2 separate regions of the Homo sapiens genome follow, and region 2 is linked to region 1. A link is a loop called in an ENCODE intact Hi-C map of the cell type or tissue named here. Cell type or tissue: endothelial cell of umbilical vein. All regions are shown on one strand.

Evidence for each region. A loop is a pair of places that touch in the nucleus more often than their neighbours do. Peaks named below come from ENCODE experiments on the same cell type or tissue, not always from the same donor. Only the 100,000 strongest peaks of a DNase experiment are listed, where the experiment ranks them.
Region 2: it touches region 1 in a loop (26-fold over the local background); 1 of 110 quality-filtered maps calls a loop at or near these places.

Annotation. Positions count from the first base shown.
Region 1 is chr1:194,061,622-194,064,121 of GRCh38, forward strand. All of the region lies in intron 5 of LOC124904475 (a long non-coding RNA gene), which reads left to right. Among named protein-coding and RNA genes, the nearest start is that of LINC01031, 760 kb to the left of the region's middle. In endothelial cell of umbilical vein, no CTCF peak of the experiment used is centred here; DNase peaks (open chromatin) are centred at 1,030 and 1,470; H3K27ac peaks cover 1,703 bases.
Region 2 is chr1:193,141,290-193,143,789 of GRCh38, forward strand. It overlaps CDC73 (cell division cycle 73), which reads left to right. Exons shown (of 17, transcript NM_024529.5): 7 at 561-777. Among named protein-coding and RNA genes, the nearest start is that of MIR1278, 6.0 kb to the left of the region's middle. In endothelial cell of umbilical vein, no CTCF peak of the experiment used is centred here; no DNase peak of the experiment used is centred here.

The sequences.
Region 1 (2,500 bases):
GCTGTTCAGCGAACAAAATGTGTTCTATATGGCCATTGTCTTTCTGTTATTGAAATAGCTACTATGGCCAAGGCTTTTTTTTTTTTTTTTTTTTTTTTTTTTGAGACTGAATCTCACACTGTCACCTGGCCTGGAGTGCAGTGGCGCAATCTTGGCTCACAGCAACCTCGGCCTCCTGGGTTCATGTGATTCTCCTGCCTCAGCCTCTCGAATAGTAGTGATTAGTGGCACACACCACCACACCCAGCTAATTTTTTGTATTTTTAGTAGAGACAAGGCTTCACTATGTTGGCCAGACTGGTCTCGAACTCCTGACCTCATGATCCGCCTGCCTCAGCCTCCCAAAGTGCTGGGATTACAGGTGTGAGCCACCGTGCCTGACTGGCCAAGCCATTTTTATTGGTGTCCAGCATGGAAGGCTGGTAACAAATCAAGGGACCAGAAATCAGTCTACAAGTGGGAAACGTTTACATGTGGTGGTGTGGTATGGCTGAGATGGCCTGATGCTTCTGTTGTGCTACACAGTTCAGTTAAATGGAAACCATGAAGAAGGGGCACTAAACCCCATAAACCATGTGAACTCCATCATCCCTGACTCTCTAATTAAGGAAATAACCTCAATAAAACCAAGTTAATCAGTGGATCTACCACCTAGGGTTTCCTTATAAAACTATTATTATAATTGTTATTATTTTAGGAAAGAAATGTGATGAAAAGGATATTGTACCCAATCCTACTTAAATCAACTAACCATTTAGTGCATAAGGTAGATAGAATGCTAGGAAAAATATGAGCCATCTGAAGGATGGAGATGAGGAAAGCCCAAAAGTGTGTACCATACATATCAGATTAGGATACCAACACACTTGGTGTGATGGGGTGGCCTATAAGGAGCTGTCTCCTGGGACCCTATTATTGGGCATTGGGAAAGTATAAAAGACACTATTGCTGCCTCACTCAAATCACTTTTACCAGATCAGTGCCTCCAGCCTTCCACTGCTTGGATGTTGGCTATTAACAGCTCATAGTTATATTCTGTTCCTGATAATTGTTCTTGACTAAAGGAAATTACTCACCCAGACATGTCAGAGGAGTAAAGCCTTTCCTCAGAGACAGCTGATAGCCAGTTTTTAATAGATACTGGGTACAAATAGTCACCCCTCTTTCATCAAGTTGAGACAGCTCTCTAGTGTCAGTTATACTCCAGAAAGCCCTGTTCGATCAGGCTAGACTTCAGCTGAGCCCATTTCTTTGCCTAGTTTCTTCCTCAGTTCAATCCTATTACCTGCTCCTGTACTGGATTCAGTTGAGAGCAATCACTCCATAAATCACTTGCTCAAGAATCCTTGTCTCAGGCTCTTCTTTTAGCGAAACTGACTTACGGAAGAAGGGCTTAATGCTCTCAAAGAAGATAAGTAATAATATAGTGAAACAAGGGAGAAGTTCAGTGACTTGCCAAGTCATGCTGTTGTTGGATCCAGCCCATGTTCTCACTAGGATTGAAGTTGCTATTTCCCCAGTCATAAAATGTAAACAAACATTTCCATGTTCAAGGGCCAGAGTTCCTCTCCATGAATGTGATATCTGACAGGCCCTACTAAATTCCTCTATGATCTTTCTGAACCTTGTTGCATAATGAGAAACCACACACCTTATCTTGTTCCTGGTTCTTGGATTTTCCTCTAATACATACTGACCCAGAAAATCTGATGAAAATCATATCTTGTGTTTCTTTGGGCAACAGAAAATAACCCCTATAGTTACTAAGGAAAGGATAAAAAATTGAAAGAAAGTAACTGTGTGACTTCTGTCTTTACATCCAAATTATTTGAGTGGATAGAAAGATTTTGTAGATTAAATTATTCATATTTCAGTCACTCTCAATAACTTGTTCATTTTAATGTAAAATATCTCTCTCTTTTCTTTTTTTTTTTGGCTCTGCACTCTTTTTATTTTTATTTTTTGGATCTGTCTTATCAGTTTTTCACACGTTGCTTGGGAAGTAATATTCAGGTGCTATTATTCTCAGTAAACAAGTGAGAAAATGGAAGTGGAATTTAAATCATGATTTCATGATTTCCCTGGAGTGGAAAGCATGGGTCTAGATATACAAGTATAACTTTAGTTAGAAAAATTGCAAATATAATTTTAGATTGAGCCTCACTAATTAGGATTCGTGGACTCGTGTGTGGTAGATATTTTAATATGCTTTGTCAAAATACTACTTCTCATATTTCTACCAAATAACCCCCAAAACCTCTTAGGATTTAATTAGCTACTGCAGTTTATCAATAAGAAATGAAAGAAGTCAAAGGTAAGTGGAAGACATTTTACAGACCCAGGATTAGAATGAGAGAAGATAGCACCTTGAGATGAGAAGGCGAGAAGCAGCTTGCAGTTTGAAAAAAAATCCAAAGGAAGCTTAACAATGCTTTCCAAGGTATATGTCAGTGTTATACAGGTGCATTAGTCCATTTTCATGCTGTAGATAAAGACATAC
Region 2 (2,500 bases), 920 kb before region 1:
AAAATCAAGAAAAGGGAAGAAAAAGAAAACTGTATAAAATATGGCTTTATCTTCCAGAGATTAAAGGAGTATGTTTTTGTGGCATATAAAAGCCTGTCACTTAAATTATGTTCTGCACTATGGCATACAAGTTTGAAACCTTGAAATAAATTTCAAGGAAAACCTAGGCTTTGAACTTTCTGTAGGATGGATTTTTTACCTCCTTCCAAAGTGGCATCTGTGTGTGTGTTTAATTTCCATAGATACAGAAAATATAAAGAAAAGCACCTATATTAATGAGTCCTGCTTTTTTGTGGGGAAGAGATGAAAAACCATGAAGAATTTTGTTGTATTGATACTTCTAAGAAATTACTAATTTGCTCTTAGAGTAATATCTCGACATGAATTCTTTATAAAAATTTTATATAATTGCAGAATAGCAAGTCAGTCTTACAGATAAGAAAACCTTAATTATTGCCATGTAAGTGTTTTTACCAGAAATTTATAAATGTAACAAAATATATTTATGATACACTCCAGGAATGCCTGCTGTGAAAATTTAAAAAAGAAATTGCTTTTAGGTCTTTGTCTGAAGCTATGTCAGTGGAAAAAATTGCTGCAATCAAAGCCAAAATTATGGCTAAGAAAAGATCTACTATCAAGACTGATCTAGATGATGACATAACTGCCCTTAAACAGAGGAGTTTTGTGGATGCTGAGGTAGATGTGACCCGAGATATTGTCAGCAGAGAGAGAGTATGGAGGACACGAACAACTATCTTACAAAGCACAGGAAAGGTAATTAAAATATTTTACTCATTCATTGGAGTGAGAGAGAGAGAGAGAGAGTGCGTTTAATCTGTGGTTATAGAATTGGTTAAACTTTGCTTTTAGGTGGAAGTTTCAAGTTTTATCTCTTTGAAAGCTCAGTAATAATGTAGATTTCCAGATGGCCATTTTTACCATTCCATTCTTGAATATGGTTGTTAGACATCAGAGATGCTGATGAAAAAGTAGGAATCAAAATGCAAGCTCCTTCACAGATCATTTGCAAATCAAAGAATGGCCCAGTTTTCCTGTTGAGTCATTTTTGCTTAAACCTAATAAATGGAATAATATTGATGGCAAGTTCTCTGGTTATTAATGCCATCATTATTTTTTTTTCTCACATGGTAGAGAACTTATGGAAATCTGTAGCAAACATTTATTGAGTATATTTTACACACTATATTCTGTTGTGTGGGTATAGCAGTTTTTTCATTAGCTCCCTATTAATGGAAATTGTTTTCTTTTGTTTTTGCTCCAAAGATTGTGCAGTTTTTCTCCCTTTCTCTGTCCTTCCTTTCTTCTCTCTGCCCCCCTCCTCCTTTCTCTCTTTCTCCTCCCGTTTCCCTCTCTTCCTCCTTCCCTCACTTCCTTTTCCCTATTATGAATAATGCATTAGAAAACATTGTTGTACACGTACCTTTGTGTGTTTGTGTGTATATAGCCAAAGGATTAATTCTTGGAAACAAATTGCTGGTTAAAGGAGATATGCACTTTATATTTTGAAAGATAAAAATCTGAAATACTGAATGTCCAGTATTTTCATGGATCTCCAAAAAGAGGATGCATTTATCCTGATTTATGTACTTTCATTTGTCTTTTCCTCTTTAGTGCCTCAATTTTCTCTTAAATGTTTTCTCCACTGATGCACAGTTGTTAATAATGATGATCTAGTAAGAATGTTGAAGTGTGCAAAGTTACTTGTGAAACTGAAATTTAACATTGTTTTAGGCAAATTGGTTTTGATTGTAGAATTTTGGGATTTTAGTCTTAAATTTACATTGCTATTTTAGTAGAAATAAAGCTATGAAAAGAGTATATGAAGAAAAGAATCATTTCTTTTTCTTTTGTACTTTGACTTTGTTTTACAAAGTACCTAAGGTTGAGATTAAGAATCATTCTCCAGAGCTTAGAATTATAGAGAAATCTGAGGATGTGAGTAAACTTCCATTTTTGCTATTTACAACAAAATGATTTGTTGATACTGATTTTCACTGTCTAGCATGGCTAATACTTGAGAAATATTGTGACTTACGTTGATCCACCAGTGTTCATTAAAATAAAAAAATCTCAAACTCATAGTAGAAGAATAAAAACAGGTGATATACCCTACCTAACTTTTAGACCAAACATTACTTTTTCAAGTAACTGAAGTGAACAGTTTTCTTTGAGCTCTAGGTGGCAGGATTGTACCATCATTTCTAAACTTACTGATTTAATATTGTTGGTACCACTATATCTTTTAAAAAAATAAGTTAATAAAAGAATTGTTTTGTAGCTAGGCTTGCCTGAGTATTATTAGTATTAAAAAATAAAAAATACTTTGATAGTCTTTCTGTGTATTGTTTTTATCTGGTAAACTCTAAAAATACTCTTAGGCAGGTGAGAATAAAAAAATACCCTTAGGTACTTAAAGCCCTGTGGGTTTTAGATAGACCTTCATTATTACTAGTTATCAGGGCTTTCTTATTTTTTG